Linked DNA regions of Mus musculus: region 2 is linked to region 1. Evidence: chromatin loops called from intact Hi-C (ENCODE). Cell type or tissue: left cerebral cortex. All regions are shown on one strand. Links, peaks and the distances in the headings refer to the core of each region. The heading gives the core; the rest is flanking DNA.

Region 1 (5,384 bases), core at 99-5,098:
CTGGTCTACAGAGTGAGTTCCAGGACAGCCAGGACTACACAGAGAATCCCTGTCTCCAAAAAAACCAGACAGCCAGGACTACACAGAGAATCCCTGCCTCCAAAAAAACCAGACAGCCAGGACTACACAGAGAATCCCTGTCTCCAAAAAAACCAGATAGCCAGGACTACACAGAGAATCCCTGTCTCCAAAAAAACCAATAAATAAATAAATTAGAAACAAGAAACCCTCGGAAGGGGCTGTTGAGACACTTTAGCAGGGAAATGCACTTTCTGTCAAGCCAGAGGATCGGAGTTTGATCTCTGACCTCCATATGTGTGTCTTGGCACATGTGCACACCCCTTACCCAAATTAAATAAACATAATAAACATCATAAACATAAACATAATAATAAACATAATAATAATAATAAACATAATAAACATAATAATAATAATAATAATAATAATAATAATAATAATAATAAACCACTTGATGTCAAATAGTTGGGCTGGGGAGATAGCTCATTGGTAGAGTGCTTGTCTAACAAGGTAGAGTCTCTTACCATAGGGACCCTGATGCTGGCAGCTGGACCCAAGACAGCCCTGAGGCTTTGTTTGCAGTGTCGGCCTGGGTCTGTTTGTACTCAACAAAAGCAGCAGTACAGATTCAAGGTGGAAGCGCATTAAGCAACCTAAATTGGAAAGGGTTTCTTGAGCCACTGCATGCCTGTAATTCCAGTGTTTGGGAGGTGGAGACAGGAGTAAGTTACAGGCCAGAGAGGGATGCATGAGACCCTGTTTCAAAAGCTACAAAAGCAGTAAAGCAACCAAAGGGGCCGAGAGTGTGGCTCAGCAGCAAAGCTCTGGCCTAGCATGTATGCAACTCTGGGTTTGATCCTCAGTGCTGAGACACAGTTTCTTGATGTAGTAGATCTTGAGCAACAGGTGTTAGACACCCCATTGGCCCTCTGTGGGACTGCCTTCCCTTGAGTCACCCTAGCTGCCAGCCAGGTCTTGTCCTGAGTCTCCATCCCCTGCTATAGTAAGAAGGAGAAAGTAGCCAGGCATGGAGGCTCACACTAGCAATACCAGCACCCAGGAAGTAGAAGCTGCAGGAGCCCAAGTTCAAGGCCACCCGCTGCTACATGGTGAGTTCAAATCTAGCCTAGGCTACATCTGACCTTCTCGCAAAGGTCACATTTATACCACTTTCTCTCAGATGTTTTCACATTGCCCTTGTTCTCCACTTACTTCTTGTGCTTAATGGTACAGTCAAACCTAACTAGATGCCAACATTAAAAAGGGCTCAAGTTCTTTTATTGTAAGGAGCGCTAGAAAAGACAAAAATCCCTGTTGAAAACACCATATAAAACGGAAGCTGGTGTAGAGGTTGGAGAGATGGGTCAGCGGTAAGAGCACATACTGACTACTCTTGCAGAGGAGTTGAGTTGAGTTCCCAGCACCCAGGCTGGGCAGCTCAGAACCATCTGTAACTCCAGCTCCAATGTGCCTGATGCTTCTGACCTCCAAATACAACCGCACTCACAAGCCCAGACTCTCCCCCTGCCTCCGTACACATAATTTAAATAATTAAAGAGACACCTAACAAAATAAAAGAAAGATGAGGCCAAGGTTTCTGGGTCAGTGATGGGAGGAGCCCCTGGTCCAAGACGGCTTCTGTCCTTGCCACTGTGTGAGCCACATTCTGTACTTCTGGCTTGGGCAGGAATGCCTTCTCCTCACCTGAAAAAGTAGGAGGATGTGACAGGAGACACAGTGTGCCAAGCTGAGAGCAAACCTGCCCCAGGAAAACCTTTTAAAACTTTGATTGCTTACGAGACAGGCTGGTTCATGCTTGTAATCTCAACACTAGGGTGGCCTAGGGAGGCTGAGTTAGGACGATCGCTGGGAGACTGGAGGCAGCCTGGGTGGGGTACATAGTGACTTTTAAGGCTAGCCTGGGCTACACAGAGTGATCTTGTCTCACAAAACAAAACACATTTTAAAAGGTGGTAGTTACAAATTGAAGCAAAATTGCATTTCACTGTTACCCTTTGTCACGTTGGGATGTTAAACGGAACAATTTTTATATAACGACAAGTGGTTTATTTATGGCGCAGTGGACGTATACCCATGTCTGATGGTTTATGGAGGTCAAAGAAAAACTTTCAAGACTTGTTTCTCCCTTTCTACCATGTGGACCACGGAGGGGGAAAGAGGTTAAGTTGTCCGGCTCGGCAAGGCAAGCAATCATCTTTACCCACCGAGTCATTTCAGCCACCCAAGTATACTGATTTGTTAAAAACTTTATTTATTTACTTGTTTGTTTGTTTGTTTGTTTAGTGTAGAAGTGTTTACCTGCAGGTATGTGTGATGCCCTCAGAGGCCGAATCTTCTGAAACTGTAGTTACAGATTGGGAACGGCCGTGTGGGTGCTGGAAACGGAACCTGGGTCGCCTACAAGTGCAGGAATTGCTGCTCCACTTCTGTACCATTTCTCCAGCCCGATCGATCCCCTTCCCCCATACTAATGATATGTAAATATCAGACAATTCCTCCATGTAAGAATAAAAGTTAATGTTAGCAACCAGAGTCTCTGTGTTAGATGTCTGTCTCTATCTTTCTATCCCTTCTCTCTCTCTCTCTCCCTCTTCTGTCTCCTCCTCCCTCCCTCCTTTCCTCCTTCCCTCCCTCCCCCACCCCTCCCTTCCTTTCTCCCTTCGTTCCTCCCTTCTTTCTCTCATATGCTGAGTATCACTATGCAGCTGTGGTTAGACTGGAATTTGCTGTGTTCATCAAAGCTGTCCATGAACTCTGTCTCCCTTGTGCTGGGATTTCAGGCTTGGGCCACCATACTCTTGGAAAGGTTTGTCCTCTCCGTTTACTGACCTGGCTTGTATCCCTTTAGATACTTAGACATTTACACGTGTATGAATTTACACTTGCCGCGGGTTAAGAGTGCTTGTCAAGCAGCAATTGTGGATTTATTTCCTTGCCAGCTCTTGTCTGCCAAGAAGAGAACTGATTTGGACCAGTGTTGCCATCTAGTGGTCACTATGGAAAATGCAAGACGTATTTACTATGTACAGCGGAGAGGAAGTTCTACTCCTAGCCGAGGTTAGTGGTAATTAGAAGCGCAGGCAGAGGAAGAGTTAGGAGGAAGAAACCAGAAGAGATTTGTTGTAAGGGTTTCCTTATGCAAGAAGGGGTAATGTCTTGTTTGAAGAGAGGGAGTTCTGATGTCAAAAAGTAGAGAGCAGTCCTTAAGTTATCTTTCAGCTAGCTGGCGGTGGTGGCACAGGCCTTTAGTCCCAACACTCAGGAGCAAAGGCAGGCATATCTCTGTGACTTCAAGGCTAGCCTGGTCTACAAAGTGAGTTCCAGGACAACCAAGGCTATTACACAGAAAAACCCAGTGTCAGGGGAAAGAAAAGAAAAGAAGAGAGAGGAGAGGAGAGGAGAGGAGAGGAGAGGAGAGGAGAGGAGAGGAGAGGAGAGGAGAGGAGAGGAGAGGAGAGAAGAGAAGAGAAGAGAAGAGAAGAGAAGAGAAGAGAAGAGAAGAGAAGAGAAGAGAAGAGAAGAGAAGAGAAGAGAAGAGAAAAGTTATCTTTCAAGAGTTTGGGAGCACAAAGGTCCTTGTGCCTACAGATTGCTAGGGAAACCAGGACTGTTAAACACGAGGAGTTGTCTTTTCAAAGAGAAAGATGTATAACCTGTTCTTCCACCCAGAAGGCTGGGAGCTGGAGGTGATTAACAGCCTGGTGATCTGCATTATCCGAAGGACCAGGCCATATAAAGCTCCCACACCAGGGACCTGTCTTAGTTGGGGTTTCCACTGCTGTGAAGAGACACCATGACCTAGACAACTCTTCTAAAGGCAAACATTTCATTGTGGCTGGTTTGCAGTTTCAGAGGTTTGCTCCTTTGTCATCAGGGCAGGAAGCAGGGCAGCGGGCAGACAGACACGTGCTGGAGAAGGAGCTGAGAGTTCTACATCAGGATCCCCAGGAGACTGTCTTCTGCAGGCAGCCAGGAGGAGGCTCTCTTTCCACACTGGGTGGAGTTTGGGCATAGGCTACCTAAAACCCCACCCTTACAGTGACACACTGCTCCAACAAGACCATATCTAAAACCCCACCCCTACAGTGACACACTGCTCCAACAAGACCATATCTACTTGAACAAGGCCACACCTCCTACTAGTGCCATTCCATGTGGGCCAAGCATTCAATGACCAAAACTAATCAAACCACCACAGACCTGAAGATACTCAGTAGTCTAGATGATCCTTACATTATGTATGTCCAGGTACATAAAGGCATATTATGTATGACCAGGGGCTCCTTCAAGCAGGACCAGAGATGGCTAGTAACTCAAATAACCTCTGCTATCTCTATCATTGAGACCATGCCGGATTCTAGCTGAGGCACTTAAGCTGATACATGTAGCCTATCTCTAGAACTCATCTTCTGCGAAAAAATGACCTGTGCTTGAGTTGAGGTTCAATGTAATTATGATTCTGTGTGCACTAGGGATTGTATTACACCAGCAAATTCCCCCCCCCACCCCAAATTATACTGTTGTCTGTGTTAGGGGTTTACTGCTGTGAACAGACACCAGGACCAAGGCAACTCATAAAGAACAACATTTAATTGGGGCTGGCTTACAGGTTCAGAGGTTCAGTCCATTATCATTATGTTGGGAAGCATGGCAGCATCCAGGTAAGTATGGTGCTATAGGAGCTGAGAGTTCTACCTCTTATTTCGAAGGCAGTTCTGAGAAGACTAACTTCCAGGAAGCTAGGAGGAAGGTCTCAAAGACCACCCCCACAGTGGCACACTTACCCCAACAAGGCCACACCCACTCCACAAGGCCACACCTCCCAATAGTGCCACTCCCTGGGCCAAGCATATTCAAACCACCACAACTGTCTTTAAATATGCTTACAGTAAACTTCTCAGGGTGAGACTGCAGAAGTTTGAGCCAGCCTGTCTTGCATGCGCCCGACTCGCCAGCAAGAACGACACTGCAACAGGATCCTTCTGCACACGTTTATTGGGAGAGCTTGATTGTAGAGGCGAAGAGACCCCAAGCCAAGAACTGGTGCTAGGCCTAGGAGAGGCGAGTCTCAGACCCGGATTGGTTAACATATCTCTCATCTGACTGGTTAACATGTCTCTCATCTGATTGGTTAACATGTCTCTCATCTGATTGGTTAACATGTCTCTCATCTGATTGGTTATATTCTCAAAACCTCATCTTGGTGGAAAAACTTTACTGCCTTTGTATGCGTGGTGGCCAGCGGTAGCCAGCACCACCCTGCAACGGCACATGTGGCTTCCCACAAGCCTGCCTAACTAAGTCCTGCTGAACTGTGTTTCCCTCTTGCCTCTTGAGGTACA
Region 2 (5,384 bases), core at 289-5,288, 330 kb before region 1:
TAGGACTGAGGTGCAACTTATAAAGCAGTGTTCACTGTCACTGTTATATTGGGCCAGAGTTCCCTCATTTATGAGAAAATGAAGCTAAAGTAGATGGTGTCTAAGAGCCATTCTTTTTAAAACAGAAAAATTATCAATTATCACTCTTTTGATAGCCAGAAATCAAACCTAGTAATCAAGTGACCAAATGAAGTAGCTTTGAGATAAAGAATTCACTATGAATGTTCTTTGGATTATTAATAGAATATTTATCCCTAATGAGAGCAACAGTCATTTTTTTATGAAACATTGATTGACTGTCACAATGCCAATTCACCTTCTCCACCTCTGCTAATACCCACGTACTTATCAGAATCATTTGTGCAAAATCAATACAGCCTATGAATTCTCTCAATGCAGCCTCTGACACAGAAGCATTAAGGAAGCTTACCGATTATTGTTAGGTAAAAGCCAGCCACTAAATCCGCTTCCCAGGAAAGTTTGGAAGCAAAAGGGTCCTCGTCTCGAAGATAGTGGGGCAGGCGCTCATCCTGAGGTAGGGCAGTGTGGTTCAAGGCCATGCTGGTCTCACACCCCCCAGGAGTCTGTGAAGCAAATCAGCAGAGATCTCAACAGACGGAATAACAAGTCCGTGAATCCGCTCACAAATGCATCTCTTTCCATAAAACAAAAGGCAAACTCCAGGGTCCCACAGGTGATTGGTACCTAGTGGAGAGATGTTCACCGTTGTTTTGTTTTGTTTTGTTTTTTTCTTAAATGACGTAAATACACCAACACGCAGTTGTTCAATTTGCAGTCTAGACAAGCCTGCATCTTCTCCTCAGGCTGCCTCTGCGGCTTTTCACACCTCCCCCAGTGAATAAAAGGTTGAAAACTAGTTTGTCCTATTGCTCCCTAGCAAACTTTGTAGAGCTCTGACGTAAGAAAACCCACAGTGAGAAATGTGGACACTGCACACTGACTTGCCAGAACACAGCATCCCAAGATAGCCCAAGCTTTCTCCATTCTTAACAGGCATGGTGAGCTAAGGAAAGAAAGAGTGTTCAGGGCACACGGACATGGACACTTCATGAAATGAAGCTAAGAGGTCAGAGATTGACAGGGTTAACCTAAGATTTAAGGCTGTTGATGAGTGGGGAAGGGGAGGGGCACACCAGCTTCCATCCATAGCTAAGGAGCAGTTATCTGCTTCGATAGGAAGGAGAGTCAGTTTTCTTTGGGGATGTGGCCTCTGGTAGGTTAATTATGGTCCAGTAAGTGGTCCTGCAACTTAAACTCAACACAATGGGCAACACAAATTAGACTTAGTGTGTTTAAAAAAAATGAAAAAATTCTCAAAGAATAAATGTTTGTGTGTGTGTGTGTGTTTGTGTCTGTGTCTGTGTGTATGTATGTATATAACTAAGGGCTGGGGGCTGGGAAGATGGCTCAGTGGATAAGAACACTGGCTGCTCTTCCATAGGTCCTGAGTTCAATTCCCAACAACTACATAACCAATCAATCCGTCGTGGGATCCAATGCCTTTGTCTGGTGTGTTTGAAGAGAACAACAGCGTACTCGCGTGCATAAAATAAATAAACAAATCTTTTTTAAAAAATAATTAAGGACTGGAGAGCTGTATCAGTGACTAAGAGAACACAACATGCTTACAGAGGAGCTGAGTTTGCCCCAGAACCCAGACTGGGTGGCTCACAGCCACCTGTATCTACAGCTCCAGGAGGGTCTGGCACCTCTGACTTTAGGCATTGGCACTTACCACACACACACACACATACACACACACCACAGAGAGACACTCACACACATGCATGCACAGATAAATATGCAGACACACATGCATACAGAGACACAGTCACACATGTACACACAGGATATACACACATACATAGGTACACCCATGTACGAATACATATACTCACACACTCACAGAGACATACTCACACATAGATATACACAGATACACACAGAGACACACTCATACATACACAGAAAGACACATACATACATACATACATACTTACATACACACATGCTCACACACACTCAATACACATACTCATACACTTAAAAGTAAAATAAATCTTAGGGAAAAAAATGGGCTATTTAGAAAATAATTGGGCCTTGATTAAAGTATACAAGGCTAGCCATGGGAAGGTTTAGAGTTTCTTAAAGCAGAGAACAGCTTATTTCAGCCACATTCCTTCAACGCCAGGATAAAATCCTAAGCAATGAGAAACTCTTAAAGCACGCAGAATTCTGTGCTATTTCTTTTGAGTTTTGATTTTGAAAGGTTTACAAAACGAACCACAACAACAACAAAACCTTTAAGTGACACTCTGCAGAAACCCAAGTCCCGTGCTGCCTCTCCCTAGTAAGGGAGGAGCCTGTGCTTCTGGGAAGTGACACACATTGCTGAGAACATGACATCCAGTGAGGCAGTAGCTACTTCTTGGTATTAAAGGAGAAATACTTTGAACCAGCTCATTTCAAACTGAACCAGTAGATGGCACTGTTCAGCCCTCTGAGACATTGGAAGTAAAAGGAATCAACTCTCCAGAGTTGTGTTAGCCTCACACAAGGAGACAGGCAATCAGTAGGTGTCACAGAGGTGCTTTCAGTTTCTATAAAAGGACAGATTTAACCCCTTTCTGGCAGACAGTTTACAGCCCGCGCAAGGCTTTTCAGTGAGAAATGGCATTTGGCAGAAGTTACTTACAGTTTGAGGACACTCTGCAATGAATATCCATTCCCATTCTTCCCAATTAGTTACAGAAAGCTAGCTGTATAGGAACCTGGCTGCCAAGCCCACTCCATCTCAAGCCCTGCCCATCCAGAGGATTTCTTTTAACGGTCAAGCTCCTGATTCCCCCTTATTCTGGTCAAGTCTGTCATCACAAGGTCCCCAAGCACTCTGGCTGTCTGGCCTCTTAGATGCAGAAACATGAGATGAAGCTGAGGCAGGTTTGGCACTCCCGCATCAGATCTTAAAAATTCTGATCTACGGCAATTTCTGAAAAGTCACATCTTACAGGTCCCCCGTGTTCATTAGCAACGAGATAGTGAATTTCTTTTCCTTTTTTTCGGTTTTACCGTATGTGTGACTGGCATGTTTGCAGCATGGGGACACATGTGTGGGGTGTACATATGGAGGCCAGAGGTTGATGTTGGTGATCGTCCTCAGTGTTTTTCTCCAGGTAATGACTTCTGATCAATACCCAAGCTTTCATAGATCACAAGTCTTGACAGCCAGCTCCCACTGGTGTTCCTGTCTCCTCACACTTGCACGGTAATTTATGTGGTGCTGGGGGCATCTTGTGGAAGAATTGGGGATAGAATTGAGTGAACCAGAGAGGTCACTGACACCACAAGAAGACCTACAGAGTCGACTAACCTGGACCCATGGGGGCTCACAGAGACTGAACCAGCAACGAAAGAGCATGGAGGGGCTGGACCTAGACCCCCTACACATTCGTATGTGCTGCTTGGTCTTTGTAATTTACATGCAGTAGTTCTTCAGCTTGGGCAAATACAATTGAGGGAAAAGACCATTTCCTCCCCCAGACTTTGGACAGATCAGTAATGTGAAATCTCATCTGCTTCTGATGCCATGCCCTTGACTCACCCTCCTGGACTGTAACCCTCTGAAACTGTAAACCCAATTAAATGCTTTCTTTTATAAATAGTAGTAGTAGTAGTAGTAGTAGTAGTAGTAGTAGTAGTAGTTACTTAAGTTTTGAGACATCTCATCCTCAACACAGTAAATTTGCAAATTGTAGACATTGAGGCAAGAAGCCCTGTCTAATTTTTACACACAGGAATACTTATTTTCTAAAACTTGCAATTCCTTTGATTTTTCATATTAGCATATGCCTTTAAGCAATGAAATATACCCCATTGCTCCCACCATTTAGTTACTGATTCTTTGACAATAAATAAAACAACCTACGGCTTTTTCATAACACTTCACTATTTTAAAAAAGCCAAAATCATCTCCTATCCCTAATGATGCCTAGAAGTTTTAAATAACTCTTAGATTCCTACAAATAATATGGCAATATAAATATATCTTCTAGCCTCTATGGATCTTTATTTGAAATCAAGGGATAACTTGAGGCATAACTAGACAAGTTCTCTCATGTCTAAACACAGGGGTCTTATAAAATGGTTTGGTGGCAGATATGGGCAAGTGTATTTTATAAGGTCACACTCCCAAGAGAAAACATACACGCACAAGTTAGTACATAGGGGAAGAGTCTAATTTGCCGGTTTTACTAATACACAAATTATCTTCAAAAATATAAAAATATTACACAAGATTTTTTTCTTCTGGCTCCCTAAATTTCTTGTAGTTTAAAATAGGAAATAACAAAAATCTAGGTAGTGTGGGCAGCAAACTTCCTGCCCAGATGCCTTTGGCCTTGTCTGCTCTCACCCCCATGAACTTTTGGCTGTGTGTGTATGTGAGAGAGAGAAAGAGAATGTATGTGTGTGACAGAGAGAGAAAGAATGAATGTGTGAGAGAGAAATGATGGAGAGAGAAAGAATGTGTATGACAGAAAGAATGAGTGAGTGTGAAAGAGAGAAACAGATAGAGAATGTGTGTGTGTGTGTGTGTGTGTGTGTGTGTGTGTGTGTGTGAGCGAGAGAGAGAGACCTGAGAACATGAGATTCAATACATCAGTACCTTAGAAAATTCGTGTAAGGACTCTGTGTAACTAATGACAGAAATCTCCCAATGGGAAAATAGCCAAGGCAGAGCTTACATCCGTCACTGCATGCATGGGTAAGGGAACTGTAAGTAATGCTATGAAAGAAGATGGACATCTAAATAAAGAAGCCTGGGAATGAGAGAGAGTATGACAAAGAAAGACAAACAGCAAAACCTGAAAACGTCAAGTGTGGGGTAGAATTCAGGAGTCACATTGCTGGTTTGCACAAGTCTTTACCAAATGAGGCCTACCTTTTTTATTATCTTAAAGGAGCACTTTAAAAAAAAAATGAAGTTCATCATTACATAAACTCCAAAGATTCGAGCCCAGCCTAGCAGGTCAAGAAACAAATGCCTTTCCCTTCCCCCAACCCAAGAGAATCAATCAGTGGGTCATAATTGCACAGGAATCAGCTTATTAAAGACCAGAGAGAGATGTGCAGGTCAGCCCTGACCCCTTTACTCTAATCTGTCTCCTCTCCACTCCAGCTTCAAGCTATGTTTTCTCCCACTGCACCAGCCCGGTGGTATCTATACCTTCCCTATAAAAAACTGAGCTGAGGAAATTTGTTGTGATGGTATGGTAACACTATTACTGCTACTTAGGGGCAGAGAAGACTAAGTACCAATAAATATTTTAAGTAGAAGAAAACCATAGGGAAATGCCGGGTCCAGC

Evidence for each region. Peaks named below come from ENCODE experiments on the same cell type or tissue, not always from the same donor. Only the 100,000 strongest peaks of a DNase experiment are listed, where the experiment ranks them.
Region 2: it touches region 1 in a loop (9-fold over the local background); 9 of 42 quality-filtered maps call a loop at or near these places.

What each region holds. Positions count from the first base shown.
Region 1 is chr17:42,940,576-42,945,959 of GRCm38, forward strand. No RefSeq gene overlaps it. Among named protein-coding and RNA genes, the nearest start is that of Cd2ap, 67 kb to the left of the region's middle. In left cerebral cortex, for the core only: a CTCF peak has its summit at 3,027 (motif pointing left); a DNase peak (open chromatin) is centred at 3,018.
Region 2 is chr17:42,610,750-42,616,133 of GRCm38, forward strand. Opn5 (opsin 5) reads right to left here and starts at 564. Exons shown (of 7, transcript NM_181753.4): 1 at 431-564. The coding sequence starts at 560. In left cerebral cortex, for the core only: a CTCF peak has its summit at 2,503 (motif pointing right); a DNase peak (open chromatin) is centred at 2,496.